Regions from separate parts of the Homo sapiens genome. Here region 2 is linked to region 1. Evidence: chromatin loops called from intact Hi-C (ENCODE). Cell type or tissue: tibial artery. All regions are shown on one strand. Each heading gives the region's core, and the rest is flanking DNA. Links, peaks and the distances in the headings are about the cores only. Region 1 overlaps GRM5 (glutamate metabotropic receptor 5). Region 2 overlaps GRM5 (glutamate metabotropic receptor 5).

Evidence for each region. Hi-C counts contacts between places; a loop is a spot of excess contacts. Peaks named below come from ENCODE experiments on the same cell type or tissue, not always from the same donor. Only the 100,000 strongest peaks of a DNase experiment are listed, where the experiment ranks them.
Region 2: a loop joins it to region 1, with 5 times the contacts of the local background. A loop is called at or near these places in 1 of 110 quality-filtered maps.

The regions. Positions count from the first base shown.
Region 1 is chr11:88,719,823-88,729,107 of GRCh38, reverse strand. The region is part of intron 3 of GRM5 (glutamate metabotropic receptor 5); the gene reads left to right. Among named protein-coding and RNA genes, the nearest start is that of GRM5-AS1, 220 kb to the right of the region's middle. In tibial artery, for the core only: no CTCF peak of the experiment used is centred there; a DNase peak (open chromatin) is centred at 4,336.
Region 2 is chr11:88,659,696-88,668,980 of GRCh38, reverse strand. The region is part of intron 3 of GRM5 (glutamate metabotropic receptor 5); the gene reads left to right. Among named protein-coding and RNA genes, the nearest start is that of GRM5-AS1, 160 kb to the right of the region's middle. In tibial artery, for the core only: no CTCF peak of the experiment used is centred there; no DNase peak of the experiment used is centred there.

The DNA.
Region 1 (9,285 bases), core at 390-8,389:
AATCATGTCATCTGCAAACAGAGACAATTTTACTTCCTCTCTACCTATTTGAATACCTTTTATTTCTTTCTCTTGCCTGATTGCCCTAGCCAGAACTTCCAATACTATGTTGAATAGGAGTGGTGAGAGAGGGCATCCTTGTCTTGTACTGGTTTTCAAAGGGAATGCTTCCAGCTTTTGCCTATTCAGTGTGATATTGGCTGTGAGTTTGTCATAAATAACTTATTATTTTGAGATACGTTCCATCAATACCTAGTTTATTGAGAGTTTTTAGCATGAAGGGGTGTTGAATTTTATCGAAGGCCTTTTCTGCATCTATTGACATAATCATGTGGTTTTTGTCACTGGTTCTGTTTATGTGATGGATTGTGTTTATTGATTTGCATATGTTGAACCAGCCTTGCATCCCAGGGATGAAGCCGACTTGATACTGGTGGATAAGCTTTTTGATGTGCTGCTGGATTCATTTTGCCAGTATTTTATTGAGGATTTTCATGTTGATGTTCCTCAGGGATACTGGCCTGAAATTTTCTTTTTTTGTTGTGTCTCTGCCAGGTTTTGGTATCAGGATGATGCTGGCCACATAAAATGAGTTAGGGAGGAGCCCCTCTTTTTCTATTGTTTGGAATAGTTTCAGAAGTAATGGTACCAGCTCCTCGGTGTACCTCTAGTAGAATTCGGTTGTGAATCCATCTGGTCCTGGGCTTTTTTTTTGGTTAGGCTATTAATTAAGGCCTCAATTTCAGAACTTGTTATTAGTCTATTCAGGGATTTGAACTCTTCCTTGTTTAGTCTTGGGAGGGAGTATGTGTCCAGAAATTTATCCATTTCTTCTAGATTTTCTAGTTTATTTGTGTAGAGGTGTTTATAGTATTCTCTGATGGTAGTTTGTGTTTCTGTGGGATTAGTGGTGATATCCCCTTTATCATTTTCTATTGAGTCTATTTGATTCTTCTCTTTTTTTCTTTTTTATTAGTCTGGGTAGTGGTCTATTTTGTTAATCTTTTCAAAAAACCAGCTCCTGGATTCGCTGATTTTTTTGAAGGGTTTTTCATGTCTCTATCTCCTTTAGTTTTCCTCTGATCTAAGTTATTTCTTGTCTTCTGCTAGCTGTTGAATTTGTTTGCTCTTCCTTTTCTAGTTCTTTTAATTGTGATGTTAATGTGTTGATTTTAGATCTTTCCTGCTTTCCCCTGTGGGCATTTAGTAAATCTCCCTCTAAACACTGCTTTAGCTGTGTCCCAGAGATTCTGGTACGTTGTGTCTTTGTTCTCATTGGTTTCAAGCAACTTATTTATTTCTGCCTTAATTTTGTTATTTACTCAGTAGTCATTCAGGAGCAGGTTGTTCAGTTTCCATGTAGTTGTGTGGTTTTGAGTGACTTTCTTAATCCTGAGTTCTAATGCACTGTGGTCTGAGAGACTGTTTGCTATGATTTCCATTCTTTTGCATTTGCTGAAGTGTGTTTTACTTCCAATTATGTGATCAATTTTAGAATAAGTGTGATGTGGTGCTGAGAAGAATGTATATTCTCTTGATTTGGGGAGGAGAGTTCTGTAGATGTCTATTGGGTCCGCTTGGTCCAGAGCTGAGTTCAAATCCTGAATATCCTTGATAATTTTCTGTCTCATCGATCTCTCTAATATTGACAGTGCAGTGTTAAAGTCTTCCACTATTATTGCGTTTGAATCTAAGTCTCTTTGTTGGTCTCTTAGAACTTGCTTTATGAATCTGGGTGCTCCTGTATTGGGTGCTTATATATTTAGGATAGTTAGCTCTTCTTGTTGCATTGATCCAGTTACCATTATATAATGCCCTTCTTTGTCTCTTTTGACCTTTGTTGGTTTAAAGTCTGTTTTATCAGAGACTAGGATTGCAACCCCTGATTTCTGTTTTCCATTTGCTTGGTAGATCTTCCTCCATCCCTTTATTTTGAGCCTATGTGCGTCTTTGCACATGAGATGGGTCTCCTGAATACAGCACACTGATGGGTCTTGACTCTTTATCCAATTTGCCTGACTATGTCTTTTAATTGAGGCATTTAGCCCATTTACATTTAAGGCTAATATTGTTATGTGTGAACTTAATCCTGTCATTATGATGCTAGCTGGTTATTTTGCCCATTCGTTGATGCAGTTTCTTCATAGTATTGATGGTCTTTACAATTTGGCATGTTTTTGCAGTGGCCGGTACTGGTTTTTCCTTGCCATATTTAGTGCTTTCTTCAGGAGCTTTTGTAAGGCAGGCCTGGTGATGACAACATCTCTCAGCATTTGCTTGTCTGTAAAGGATTTTATTTCTCCTTCACTTATGAAGTTTAGTTGGCTGGATATGAAATTCTGGGTTGACAATTATTTTCTTTAAGAATGTTGAATATTGGCCCCCATGATCTTCTGACTTGTAGAGTTTCTGCCAAGAGATCCACTGTTAGTCTGATGGGCTTCCCTTTGTGGGTAATCTGACCTTTCTCTCTGGCTGCTCTTAACATTTATTCCTTCATTTCAACATTGGTGAAACTGACGATTATGTGTCTTGGGATTGCTCTTCCTGAGGATTATCTTTGTGGTGTTTTTGTATATTTTCTGAATTTGAATGTTGGCCTGTCTTCCTAGGTTGGAGAAGTTCTCCTGGATAATATCCTAAAGAGTGTTTTCCAACTTGGTTTCATTCTCCTCATCACTTTCAGGTACACCAATCAAACACAGGTTTGGTCTTTTCACATAGTCCCATATATCTTGGAGGCTTTGTTCGTTCCTTTTCATTCTTTTTTCTCTAATCTTGTCTTCACACTTTATTTCATTAAGTTGATCTTCAATCTCTGATATCCTTTCTTCTGCTTAATTGGTTAGACTATTGATACTTATCTATGCTTCATGAAGTTCTTGTGCTGTGTTTTTCAGCTCCATTAGGTCATTTATGTTCTTCTCTAAACTGGTTATTCTAGTCAGCAATTCCTCTCATCTTTTTTCAAGGTTCTTAGCTTCTTTACATTGGGTTAGAACATGCTCCTTTAGCTCAGAGGAGTTTGTTACTACTCACTTTCTGAAGCCTACTTCTGTCAGTTCATCAAACTCATTCTCCATCCAGTTTTGTTTCCTTGCTGGCAAGGAGTTGTGATCCTTTGGAGGAGAAGAGGCAGTCTGGTTCTTGGAATGTTCAACCTTTTTGCACTGTTTTTTTCTCATCTTCGTGGATTTATCTACCTTTGGTCTTTGATGTTGGTGACCTTCAGATGGAGTTTTTTGTGGACATCCTTTTTGTTGATGTTGATGCTATTCCTTTCTGTTTGTTAGTTTTCCTTCTAACAGTCAGGCCCCTCTGCTGCAGGTCTGCTGGAGTTTGCTGGAGGTCCACTCCAGGCCCTGTTTGCCTAGGTATTACCAGCAAAGGCTGCAGAACAGGAAAAATTGCTGCCTGTTTCCTCCTCTGGAAGCCTCATCCCATAGGGGTACCCACCAGATGCCAGCTAGAGCTCTCCTGTATGAGGTGTCTGTCGATCCCTGATGGGAGGTGTCTCCCAGTCCAGAGGCATGGGGGTCAGGGACCCACTTGAGGAGGCAGTCTGTCCCTTAGCAGAGCTTGAGTGCTGTGATGGGAGATCCACTGCTCTATTCACAGCTGGCAGCCAGGAACATTTAAGTCTGCTGAAGCTGCGCCCACAGTCACCCCTTCGCCCAGGTGCTCTGTCCCAAGGAGATGAGAGTTTGATCTATAAGCCCCTGACTGGGGCTGCTGCCTTTCTTTCAGAGATGCCCTGACCAGTGAGGAGTAATCTAGAGAGGCAGTCTGGCTACAGCAGCTTTGCTGAGCTGTGGTGGGCTCTGCCCAGTTCAAACTTCCTGGTGGCTTTGTTTACACTGTGAGGGGAAAACCACCTACTCAAGCCTTGATAATGGTGGACACCTCTCCCCCCACCAAACTTGAGTGTCCCAGGTCAACTTCAGACTGCTGTGCTGGTGGCAAGAATTTTAAACCAGCGTATCTTAGCTTGCTGGGCTCCATGAGGATGGGATCCACTTGGCTCCCTGGCTTCAGCCCCCTTTCCAGGGGAGTGAATGGTTCTGTATCATGGCATCCAGGCATTACTGGAGTATGAATAAAAACTGCAGCTAGCTCACTGTCTGCCCAAATGGCCACCCAGTTTTGTGCTTGAAACCCAAAACCCTGGTGGCATAGGCACCTGAGGGAATCTCTGGTCTGCGGGTTGTGAAGACTTTGTCAAAAGCATAGTATCTGGGCCAGAATCCACCGTTTCTTACAGCACAGCCCTAGCCTCCCTTGGCTAGGGGAAGGAGTTCCCCAACCCCTTGTACTTCCCGGAAGAAGTGATGCCCCACCCTGCTTCAGCTCACCCTCCATGGGCTGCACCTACTGTCTAACCAGTCCCAGTGAGAAGAGCAAGGTACCTCAGCTGGAAATGCAGAAATCACCCACCTGCATTGATCTCACTGGGAGCTGCAGACTGGAGCTGTTTGTATTTGGCCATCTTGCCAGCCACCTATGTTTGTTATTATCCATCCATTCATGCAGTAAGTAAGTACTTATTAATATATTACAATGCCCCATCACTATTACTGGTCCAAAGAATAAACTAGTGAGTAAAATAGATGCAACCCTACCATCACAAAACATACTATCTAGAGAAGAAGATAAATATCAAGTTAAGAACTGTGCAATAACACCATGGAGGGCAGTTAGTTAGGAGTAAGTATATGGAGTATTGGGAAGCAAGTAACTTTAGGACACAGTGTAAGCAGAGTGGCAGGGACCGACGGCCTCCTGAGAAAAGGTCAGTGCAGAGGAGACCTGAAGAAAGAATATGATTTTAACAGGTGAAGATTGGGTAGGAAAGAAGATACCTTTCCACTATCAGGGATGGTATGTGCTTAGGCTCAGTGGCAGATTAGTAACAACACTCATGTGGAATGAGAAGGCAGCCAATAGAGATGAGTTAAACTAAGCAGGAAAGAAAATGGTCAAAGATGGATCTGGAGGAATAGGTAGCTACGAGCACATGTAAGTCCTCATAGATTATATTAAGGATTTGAACTATCTCCTAAGAGAGTTTAAATTTGGATTTTCATTTTTAAAAGGGCATTCTCAGTACCTATTGAGTATAATGTTCACTATTTAGGTAATGGATATCCAAATAGAAGCCCAATCCCCAGCAGTACATAATATGCCCATATAGCAACATGCACATGTACTCCCTGAATCTAAAATGAAACAAGATTTAAGAAGTAAGGAATAAATAAATAAAAAGGGCATCCTGGCTGCCAAGTGAACAAAGAGCCTGAAGTGATGCTACAAGAGTAAGCATGAGGTTAGAGGGTCCTGATGCCTGGCTAAGATAAGGATCATGCTAGGAGCTATGAAGAGTGATGGAGTGAGTACACAAAGGTTGACACTGCTGTTTAAAACCTCAATGATAAGGGGAAGGAATGTTCCACAGTGAAAAGTTGTTATCTAGTTGCTTGAGTGTTCAGAGGTTTCCCACATCTTTTGTAGAACTCATGTAGCTTAATGACCTCTTCCATAGTAACAACCATTTGTTTGAGAGACAAGCAAGAAAAAAAGCATGGAGCAACAGGAAGTCTTATTGATTGCTTGTGGGAATTCGAAATGGCATAGCCACTTTGGAATACAAACGAACAAACAGTTTCCTACATAACAAAACATACTCTTACCATACTATCAAGCAATCATGCCCCTTTGCATTTTGCCAGTTGAGCTGAAAACTTATGCCCACACAAAAACCTACACATAAATATGTATTCATGAATTTATTCATAATTGCCAAAACTTGGAAGCAACCAAGATGTCCTTCAGTGGGTGAATGGTATAAACTGTGGCACATTCATACAATAGAATAGTAGTCAGTGATGAAAAGAAATGAGCTATCAAGCTATGAAAAATCATGGAGGAGCCTTGAGAGCATATTGCTATGAGAAAAAAAAAAAGCCAATCTGAAAAGACTACATACTGTATTATTCTTAATATATGACATTCTGAATAAAGAAAAACTATGGAAACAGTAAAAATATTAGTGGTTGACGGGTTTCAAGGGAGGAGGGAGCAGGAGAAGAAGGATGAATGGGCAGGGCACAGGGGATTTTTAGGGCCTGAAATTTTATTGTGTATGAGGCTATAATGGTGGATACATGTCATTATAAATTTGTCAAAAGCCATAGCATGTACAACACAGAGTGAACCCTAAAGTAAACTATAGACTTCAGTCAATAATAATGTATCAATATTGATTCATCAATTGTAACAACTATTCTACAATAATACAAGATGTTAATATTAGGGGAAACTGGGGATGAGGCGGTATATGGGAAATCTGTGTTTTCTGCATTATTATCTTTATAAACATAAAACTATGCTAAAAATTAAAATCTACTTATTAAAGAAATTATAGCATAGCCATGAATTGCTGGAAAATCCAAACAAAACAGACCATTTTGTTATACAGTAAACAATAGTATATGTCTAGCTTTTTGTCCAGGTATCTCCCTTGTCTTAGTATATAAAGATTGATTGTGCCAGTCCCTCCTGGACAAATCTGAGAGATCTAGGAAGTAGAGCAGCTGCACTGAGATTTCTGCATGTTATGGCTTCTGAAATGTACAAAAGTTACCATAAAGTAATTCCTCTCACTTCCGAGTTCTCCCTCTGCTCAACACTTGGAGAAGTGTTGAAAACGCAGTCACAGCAAGGGCCCTGAGGCAGGTTGGAGTTGTGTCAGAAAGCTCAGCAGATTCCCTGAGAAGCTACAAATGGTTGGAGGCAGATTTCACACCAGGTCATCAGGGCATCCTTACAGTGATACCAACTCATTTTTCCACAGTTTTAGAGGAGTGGTTTAACAGTATAATTCTGCTATTCCACCCTCCAGTAAAGGCTAAAACCAAACATAATGCCAAATATGGTTGCAGGCTAAATGCACAGGTGTTAATTGTTAGTAATTCTCAGCCAGGCAATGAAATTTTGACCAAATGTGAACCAAGAGAATATTCCATTATTTGATATTTCCTTCTCACTGCTTTGCTAATTAATTTAGAAATGTGAATTGACCAAATACCCAGTGTCGGGCCATGTGTTCAGCTTGTGAAAATTAGATATCACTAGTCATTTAGTCACACCTTACATCCCCAGTCTGTTTTTCTGGAAAGAAATTAAGAAGTAATGAGGTATATCTTCATAAAAGTGAACAGTCTTTCACATTTGCATCCAGTACTGTGGAGAACAAAAGCTGTCTTTTCCTTTGTCAATTTCTTTTCACATATTTGATGATTTCAGTAAAAGAGGATGTTCTTATCTATATTCACCTTGGAGGCATAAAAACTTCATTACTGAGAGGCATAAAAACTTCATTACTGAAAGTGAGTTCATAGATAGGATGTTTTTCACTTATTTCCAACCATCAGTGACAAGATGGAGACTTACCCAAATGGCACAAAATCAAGTTATGGATGTGCATTTGTAACAGTATGAATCTGGAGATGTTTATTCTTGTTTGGAATAATTATTAACATTTATATTAACAGTATAAGCATGTATGATTAAAGTCACTTATGAAAGATAATGCTATAAACTGTAATATTAGACTGTGTTTTTGTAACCACCAGATACTTGGTAAACATTAGAAATTAAGAAGAGTGGTCTAACTTTTGTACAGTTTGCAGTGCTATATTCTTCAGTTAATAGAATCAATAAAATATGAAATAGTGCATTCTTAGTTCAAATATTCCAATGATGCAGGGGTGGCTTTAATGACAAGATGCGAACTCTTCCCGGGACCTTTCTCAACCTTGCACTCCCACCAAAAAAGATTGAATTTCTAGAAAGGAGAAAAATTAGTTGCTCTTTTCATGATGAAAATATTCACTGTTATAGCCAACGATTGTTGAGTGTGCTTTGTATCACCATCGTGGTGCTAAATGTTTTTACATGTATTCGCTCATGTAATCTCCCTAAGAATCCTATTTTAAGGTTGTGTGATTACCATATTTTTGCACCTAAGGAGAATAAATTTCAGGAAGGTTAAAGAATGTACTTAAAATCACACAAGTGGTAAAGTGGTAGAGCCAGGATTTGAAGCCACATATAGAAATGCTACGTGATGGCTATCCCACATTAACCACTGTGTATTTATTTTTAAATTATGAAAAAACACATCTGAGATATTGTGAACCTTACTGGATTTTGTTGCTCTTGATAGAGACTGGTTTTGTGCCAAGCAGTATAAATTCAATACAGGCACACACACACACACACACACACGCACACACACACACACACACACACAGAGTAATGATTTTCCTGCAAACCTGTGTGAGTCTGTCCATATAAATGGCTTTTGCACAGGGCACATAACAATTTTAATGGAGATTAGACAGAAGGACGCTCTCCAATATTATTTTTAACTTTTTCTAAAATGTGTTCATTTTGGATAAGCTGAATATGTCTCCCTATTACAGAGAAAAAAAAGTGGCCAGTAGCTGTTTTTTTCTGCATTGAGTGTTTTCAGCTAAAACTGTTTTGACTATGATTTGTGGGGTGAAACTTCATAGCCTTATTCACCCAGTTGGTATGAATGGCAGGATCCTGAACAGGATTTTAAGGTAAAAGGCTGGCTCGCAGGCAACTCCTATCTCAAGTTACCTTGTACCAGAGGCTGAGAGTGGCCTCTTAGCAGATTATTTATATGTAATAAAATGATGCTTACTTCCACCTTCACTTAATTGTCTGCAAGGGAAAACATATCTGCACTCAGTCATAGGTATAAACACTTTCCCCTCAAAGCTTTTTCCAGTGTATTATCTTAAAAGTTCACAGCCACTCATTTATTGTCAAAACAATATTCAAAAAAGGGCTTAGATGGTGTATAGTAGAGACCTTCCATTTTTCCTGTCTTCCATGCATATCTCTGTGATTTTGTACGTGACATGGATTTGTTCAACAACTATCAATTGGATACCTCCTAAATGCCAGGTTCTGTCTTCACGGGACTTTTATATTTTAGGGAAGAGAGTCAAGCAATAAAGAGTTTCTACAAAACAAAAGACACTATTAACAGAGTAAACAGACAAGCTACAGAATGGGAGAACATTTTTGCAAACTATGTATCTGACAAAGGTCTAATACCCAGTATCTATAAGGAACCTAAACAAATGTACAAGGAAAAGACAAACAACCCTATTAAAAAGTGGGCAAAGGACATGAACAGGCATTTTTCAAAAGAAGACATGCATGCAGCCAACAATTATATGATAAAATGCC
Region 2 (9,285 bases), core at 830-8,829, 61 kb after region 1:
TTGCACCACTTTGCTATGGATAAACTGTGAGAACATTATGCTAAGTGAAATAACATAATGTCTGCCAATCACAGGAAAACAAATACTTCATGATTCAACTTAGATGACTAAAACAGTCAACTTGATAAAAGCATAAACTGAATTGTGGTTGCCAGGGGTTGGGGGGATGAAGGAAATGGGGAGCTGCTATTCAAGAAATACAAAGTTTCAGTTCTGCAAGACGAATAAGTTCTAATGATCTGCTGTGCAATATTGTGCTTATAGTTAACAATATTGTACTGTACAGTGAAAAATTTGTTAAGACAGACCTCTTGTTACCTGTTTTTACCACAATAATAACAATAATAATTTTTCATTCCTGGGGTATACCAAATTTGAATGAGTATTGGCATTTCTATACATTGCTGGACAGTTTCCTAATATGTTATTTGAGATTTTTCATTGATATTTATAAGAGTTTGGCCTACATTTTGTCTTTATTTTGAAATCACTTTAATATTTAGATATTACTGTTTTTCTGGACTTATAAAATGAAGTTTTCCTCTTTGCTTTTTTTTGAAAAAAAATTGTTGAGTATTGGTGTTATTTCTCGTCTAAAGGTATAGAATAATTTGTTAGTGAAGTTGGTGGGCCAGACTCTGTGTGTGTGTGTGTGTGTGTGTGTGTGTGTGTGTGTGTGTGTGCGAGTTTCTGGGGATGTTTTAAATAAACTTCCACTGATTTAAGAGATATAAAATTATTCTGTCTTTGTGTGTGTGTGTGTGTGTGCGAGTTTCTGCAGATGTTTTAAATAAACTTCCACTGATTTAAGAGATATAAAATTATTCTGTTTTATGTTTGTTTCTGTTTCATAATTTAATACTTATGTAGGGATTTTTCTATTTTATCTAAATTTTCAAATTTATTTCCATAACATATTTCACAATATTCTTTTTGGCTGCCCTTTTACAATTACTTTTTAGTGTATAACTTGTGCATTTCTCATTTCTTTCATTGTTGCCAAGTGTTCATAAATGTTCATCAGTTTTATTAGTCTTTTCAAAGAATCAATTTTGACTTTAACATTTTTTTTCTTTTTTTTTTCTTTTTTGATAGAGTCTCCCTCTGTCGCCCATGCTGGAGTGCAGTAGCTCAATCTCGGCTCACTGCAGCATCCGCCTACCAGGTTCAAGCGATTTTCCTGTCTTAGCCTCCCAAGTAGCTGGGACTACAGGCGCCTGCCACCACATACAGCTAATTTTGTGTTTTTTAAGTAGAGACGGTGTTTCACCATATTGGCCAGGGTGGTCTTGAACTCCTGACCTTGTGATCTGCCTGCATTGGCCTCCCAAAGTGCTGGGATTACAGGCGTGAGCCACTGCGCCTGGCCTAACTTTTTCTTTCTACTATACTTTTTTTAAGCAATTCTCCATAAATTTTTATTTTTCTATGACCTCTAGTTTTGGAGGGTTTAATGTGCTTCTTTTTCTCACTTCCTGCATTTTACTTTCAATAACTTTGCCTTTCATTTTTAGCAGCTTTACTATGATAAACCTGAGTGTGAATTACTTCATATTCATTTTGCTTGGATTCATCATACTTATTAATCTGTGTTTTGGTAGGTTTCATGCTGGTTGCACATTTGGTTTTGGAAATACTCCATCATTATCTCTTCAAATATGATTTCTACTCTATTCTCTTTTTTCTTCTCCCCCTGGAAAACTAATTATCTGACTTAGATGTTTTCATCATATTTTATACTTTTCTATATTCAAAAATTGTGTTTTTCCATGTTTCAGTCTGGATATATTCTATTCCTCTAAGTTTTCTAAACTTCATTTTTGGTTGTGTTTATTCTGCTGAAGGTGACACATCCATTGAGTTCTTAAATTTTTAAATGTTTAGTTTCTTAAATTTCTCTTTTTTAAAAAAATTACTGCTTTCAACTTACTTCTCTGACTTTTCATCTATTCTCTTGAATATATTATTCATATTTGTATTTAAATTCACTCTATTGATTCTAATGATTGGGATGGGGTTGATTTCATTGACTGTTTTTCCTGGTTTTCAATCATTTCATTCTTTTTCTTTAATGCTTTATATGTCTGTCCATTTACTACTGAAATGATAGACAACATGTATAAAAATTGTAGAGGTAATCTAAGGCTACATCTGGTTGTATGTTCATCCAGAGAGAATTTGCTGTTGCTTGTTTATAGCAGTTAAAAGAGAGGAAGACCATTTTAAGCTAGCTTGATAGTGAGAGGATCTGAAGCAGTTTCCATTTTTGTTGGAGCCTATCACTTTCCAGTTTGTCTTTACAACTAAAATATAGCCTGTAATGATCCCAAATAAAAACTCAAAGTGGTTACTATCTGCAATGGTTTGTTTGTTCTCAATAAAACTCAGGCTGGAATTTGATCCCCCCTGTGATGTTGTTAGGTGGGGCCTAGTGGGAGATGTTTGGGTTATGAGGGCAGATCCCTCATCAATGGCTTGTTGCTCCTCTCTCCTCCTGAGTGAGTTCTCACTCTTGAGAGACTCGATTGATTCTCATGGGAATGGATTAGTTCCTGGAAGAGTGAGTGATTATAAAGTCAGAACACCTCTCAAGTTTCCCCTCTTTGCATGTGTCCACTTCCTTTTCCACCTTGTTGTGATACAGCACAAAAGCCCTCACCAGAAGCTAGAGGCATGCCCTTGAACTTCTTAGCCTGCCGAATAAAAAATAGAATAAACCTGTTTTCTTTATAAATTACCCAGTTGTGGGCATTCTCTTATAAACAACAGGAAATAGACTAATGAACAATTACAATTCTTTTTTTCTTCAATTCAGTATGACTGCCTAAAGCTCTTCTCATCTGTCCAATCTCTTAGCCACTTCTGACATTTTCAGTAAATGCCTACAAATTAGCAAAGAATTCAAGGGAGGAAATAATATCTGCTTCAGATATCTGTGCTTCTTTTCCCTCCCAGATATTCACTGATAAGATTTTAAATGTAATACTAGCCCAGAACTCAAAAATGTTCAAAGCTCACCTGGTGCTTCTGTCCCAACTTCTTAGCTTCTTATCAATGAGTTCAACTTCAATGAATTGTCACATACTTCAAAGGGAAAGTCTTTCTTCAGTCCATTTTTTTTTTTCTCCTGGATCATGGCCCCCTCAGTACTGGCTGACTAGATAGCTTTCTGACAACTTAAACAAATTAAAAAAAAAATATTCAGCCTTTCTAGTTGTCTTCAGAGGAGGGCTTGCCTAATCTATCACAGGAAAATGTGGAAGTAGCTGTTCAGTTTCTATTATGTGACTTAAAATTTAAGTCTACTTGGATTAGTTATTGAGCATATGATACCTAAATTTTTCAGGAACTTAGGTTTTGAATTTTGTGTCACTTCTTGTACAATGATTATTTCTAAAACTTAATCTGAATCCCAGTGTAATTTTTGATTATTTACTCTTCCTCTATACCTATACGTTTTATTTGGAAACTATATTAAATAAATGTGAGAAGTTCACAATAGGTTTCTGAGTGTCGTGGGGATATTTTGTCCAGGAAAAACATGTTGCCTCAAAGTGAAATGTGAATGGAAATGAGCCCATTCTGTGTTTATGTACAGAAATCAAGGTCTCTTAAGCATCTTCTAATTGGTCTTTTCCATGTTATTAGAGAGACTCTTACTAACAATGACAGGGTACTGAACAATACAGAAATAGACATTTTATCAGAATATTAATTTAATGGTTTAAGGCAGTTCTCTATTTGACGATTCAGGTAGAAGGAAAAAAAAGAAAGAAATTCCAAGAGGGATGTGTGTGTGTGTGTGTGTGTGTGTGTGTAAATAAATTAAATTATCTCTTCTATCTACATTTTTATGTATATACCTTTGGACACAGATTTGTATTAAAGATCACATTTAATACATTGTTCTAGTTCAGTTTTAATGTCTAGATTTAGATAGAGTGGGTTTAAATATTGTGCAACCCTGGGCAATTTGCTTGCTTTGCAAGCTACAGTTGCCTCATGTGGAATGTGAACATGTAAAATTATGTACTTCAGTTTCATACATATAGTCTTTCCTTAGTATCTGTGGGGGATTGATTCTAAGACCCTCAGTGGATTCTAAAATTCGTGGTTGCTCAAGTCACTTTTATAATAGCTCAAATCATTATCATATAGTATATACATATTCTTATATACTTTAAATAATCCCTAAATTACTTATAATACCTAATACAATGAAAATGCTATGTGAGGCTGGGCACTGTGGCTCACACCTGTAATCCCAGCACTTTGGGAGGCCGAGGCAGGTGGATCACCTGAGGTCAGGAGTTCGAGACCAGCCTGGCCAACATGGTGAAACCCCGTCACAACTAAAAATACAAAAATTAGCCGGGCATGGTGGTGCACACCCGTAGTCCCTGCTACTGAGGAGGCTGAGGCAGGAGAATTGCTTGAACCCAGGAGGCGGAAGTTGCAGTGAGCCAAGATCATGCCATTGCATTCCAGCCTGGGCAGCAAGATTTTTAAGATTCTATCTTTAAAAAAAAGAAAAAAGAAAAGAAAATGCTATGTGAATAGTTGCCATACTCTATTGTTTAGGGAATAATGACAAGGGAAAAAAAGTCTGTACATGTTCAGTACAGACACAACCATCCATTTTTTTTCCAGTTTTTTTTAAATCTGGGTTGATTGATTCCACACATGTAGAACCCAGGGATATGGAGGGCCAACTGTATATATAATATTTAGCAGAATATAGGCATAAGCATATATTGCTTAGGACAATGTTTGGTAGGAAAAAAACACTACATACATTATCATAGTTATCATTCAAGTAATTTTTTTCATTTACCTGACTCTAAGGTTGAAGGGAATGATAATTTTTCTTCTCTTTATTCCTCATATGCAGCACTCTGCAGAGAACTTAGCAAGTACAATGTTACTTGTTAGATTTTACTAAATGAATCAGTAATGTTAAATAATGCAGGAAGTTTGAGGAAAGTATGAGGAAAATATAGATTTGAAATTATGAAGTCCCTAGTGACCTGTTATGATATAAAAAGAAATAAAACAAACTGGGAGGTGAGGTTTATATTCATTGATATCCTCTTGAAGCCTGTCTTATTGCTTAGGTGTTCAATAAAAAAATTACTGATTTAATATTGCACTTAGCACCGTGCAATCACCTTGATTGTGCTCTCAGAGGCTGTTTGGCCTTCATAAAAGAGGCAATTAAGAAGAGGAGAAATATTTTTGAAAAGGTGTTATCCCAGCACAGTCATGTAACAGGAAACTCTAAGCACTAGTCCCACTGATAAAAATTTACAAGCTTAACAGAAGGAATTAGTCCAATTCAGTGGAAGAAGGGATTATAGCATGAAAACTGGAAGATCATCCTAAGAAAGGAAACTTCATGAAAAAACAGACAAGGTTATATAAAGCTATGGATACAATAGCTCATTCAAAGTGTTTTCTCTGTTGAAATGGATCATTTTGCTTACTAAATTGTTGCACATTTTATACAATAGCCTCAATTTTTGCATTTCTCCAAATGGCTATAATATGATGAGAGAAACAAAAGATTGGGTAACACACAATGTAATCAATCTATTTATAAAGATATTTATCAGCCTCTCCTATTTAAAGCATGCATATGACGTGGAAGCATCCCTGGAGCCACAAGACATTAAACCAGAGGAGATAATGCCTGCCATCCTAGGACCAAAATCAAGACAGGATGGATATTCCAACTATTCTAATAGGTTTTTCTTACTATCTGTTATTTCCTGTAATCCCCACGTCTTTGTAAGTCAGTCTATACTGACCACACCCAGAATTAGGTCAGACCGCCTAAGATTTTATCTCTTCAAATATTAACAGGCATTGGCCTTCCAAGTGAAGAAATGCAGAATAGAGTTGGGAAGTGAGTATTAACTTCATATTGCTGTGTAACAAATTATAACAAAATTAGAAGCTTAAAGAAAAATGCGTGTATTATTTCATACTTTCTGGATGTCAGGAGTCTGGGTATGGCAACTGGGTTCTCTGCTCAGGGTCAGACAGGCTGTAGTCAGGGTATTGGCGAACTGCATTTCTTTTTGGAGGCTTTCTGGAAGAATCTGCTTCCAAATATATTCAAGTTTTTGGCTGAATTTGGTGGTCTGTGGGTGTAGGCTTGAGTCTCCATTCTGGTGCTGGTTGTTTGCTGGAGGCCATACTCATTTCTGAGAGACCACCTGCATTCCTTTCCCTGTAGCTCCCTCCATCAGGAAAGCCAACAACGGAGATTCTCCTCTAGCTCTCTCATGTCAAGTCCCCCTCATTTGAATCTTTTTTTTAAATCAGAAATCACCAGTCCCTTTTAGGACTCACCTAGTTAGATCAGATTTATAGAGGGTAGTATCCCTATTTTAAAGTCAGCTTGTTTGGAACCTAAAATACATCTTTAAAATCCTTCCAGAGAAGCACTTATCTAGATGAGTGTTTGATTGAATAACTAAGAGAGGTGTGTATACCCCAAAGATCAGAGATCTTGGATGCCATTTTAGAATCTTACCTACACATTTTCAATATACAATCTGATCCCTGTTTTCCAATACATGTCTCTTAAATAAAATTCATCAAGACACAGTTCTCTGCTGTCATTACTGTATGTCATTACTTAGCAGGTTTATGAAGTATGAAATGTGCTGGAGTTTTAGAATTAGCAAGATCTGAGTTTATATCCCCTCTACATTTGTCATGGGGTTTTGAGTAGGTTATTTAATCCCTCAGATTTCCTCAGTTATAAGGCTAGTTAATCCTCCAGTTTCCTCAGATGTAAAAACTAGGGCTAATAATTATCTCTAAGGCCTGCAGAACTTTAGAAAAAGTCATACAGTGGAAATTATCTTATGATATACAGGTGGCAAATTTCAAGTTCCTGACTTTTTCCCTTCTTTTGAATGTTCTGATATCACTCCTCCAATCTACCTCTACTTACTTTTTATGAATCCTTTGAAATGAGAAATATTGAGATTTATACACCTCAGAAATAAGTTGATTTTCAGTTGATAACATTATCTTTTTCTGAACAATTCTAAATTTTGATTCTTTTTGGAATTAATTCATTAGTGTTGGCTGGGGTATATTCATAAGAACCTTAATTTAAAATTTCAAAGCCAGGCACAGTTGCAAAGGCCTGTAGTCCTAGCTACTCCAGAGGCTGAGCCCAGGAGTTTGAATCCATCCTGGGCAACATACTGAGACTGTATCTAAAAAATAAATAAAATAAAATAAAATAGAGTCTCAATATTTTTCCTTGCTTTTCACTAGTGTGTAGAGATTTGAGACTTCCTACTCCTCCTGGGGTGCACGGAGCAATATTATGTGAAAACAGCCAAGTAGTCCGTAGACTCCCACTATTAGAATTTTTTAAAATCCCAAAATATCTGTTAAAATCTATTAGTAAGAGATTTGGCAGGATGATGATTACATGTGGGTAGAACAGCAGTTTCCATAATAATTATGTGGGTTGCAAACAGATTTTGAAAAAAAAAATACTGAGATGCAGCCTAATGAATACATTCATTAACCTTAATAACATCAGGTAGATAACAAGAGGACCATTCTGCACGGGGGAATCAACTCAGCCTTTCAGAGTCATTTATAAGGCACATTTGACAGTGTTATTTTCTCAATTAACAAATGAGTAGATGTAGTTATCTGAAAAGAAATCTGTGTTATTTGAAGTTTTCCTTTTAAAACCTAATTTTTAAACAAGTTACATTAAACATTTCTTGAGTATTTGGTATGTACTGAGCATTATAACAAGCATTAAGGATACAAAGATGTGCAAAGTATAAAATTTGTAGTCTACTTTGGGGAAGCAAAAATAAATGTAGCTATCTTTAATACAATGACAATTGCAAAACTAAAAGCATCATGTTACCTCTATGAGAGCAGAAATCTTGCCTTCCTTGTTCACCACTATATCCACATATTTAGAATATTAGTTACACAATACTTGTTCAGTGAATAAAGCAATGAATGTCACTGTATTTTAGAAGCAGAGCAGAAGGAACCATTAAGCCCAGAGGAGCTTTTTGATAAGTTGCATTCAAGCTAAATCTGTCTGCTTGATGAATTACATTTTATCAAATCAGAAAACATGTGAGAAGTTAAAAGAATGGCACTCTGTGCAGAGGGAATAGCACACCCAAAGGCTTAGGAGTGTGAAACTATTAACATATCTAAGGAATAAGAATCAATGTTCTATGTCTCCGATCAACAGGATGTGTGAGGTTCGTCTCAGCAGTACCAGTTTCATCATGATAAGCATAACTAATGATTTCAGTGGGCAAGAATAACTGTGTGGCCCTAGCATGCCCCACACATAGTTATATTTCCTGACACAAGTTTAATGACCACTAACTTCTAGGAATATTCATTCAGATTCCAACATTTTTAGATTGGTATTGCTCCTTTGGGTACAGAATGTACTTATGTTGTTTGCCTATGGCAGGTAGCACCATGGGATGCCTTCCTAAAATCTCCATGGAGTTGTAGTATTAATAAATAACCATGTTGCCATTTGAGAGTTCAACTAGTGAAAATCCATGCCCATTGTATATAATTAGTCTTCCATATAAATAAATCAAGAGATTATAAATGTAAGAATTAAGAACTTGGAAATATCCAGAATACTAATTGAGGTGATCAGAGAATAATCTTAGGGAGGCAAGAAAGGAATGTGATTTTCAGTAAATGATAATTCAGTGACTGGAAATCTAATGATTTCTACTGTTTATGGAAAGATTGAGTAAAAAGGAAAGGGAATGTTTAATTTGAAGGATAAGTGAGAAAAACCCAATGGACTGGAAGCTGGCAATGCCCATTCAGGCAGGTCATGCCTAATGGACTGTTGACTCCTTGAGGGCATGGCCTGGAACCTACCAGTGTCTGGCACAGAGGAGGCATTCAAATGTTTAGTGAATTAATAAATTGAAATGAATAAAACATTGAGACTGTTACTAAAGGATCACTCAATGCAATTTTCAGGGCTACATGTATTTTTCTGTTTTCCATAGCAATAACTTATAACATATATGGATAGGAAATGAAGAAAGAAAAAATTATATTGTCTGCATTTTATGGATTTAGATTTCATTAAGGGAGATAGATTTTTAAATTATTTGGCATCGCTGCCCTAACATTCCATAATCCTTAGACTTTTATCTTCGTAATTGTCTAAGATTTATTTTTATATATTCCTGTTAGCATATAGCACTCAGGAGGTTTCACATTCTAGCAAAAATAGATTGT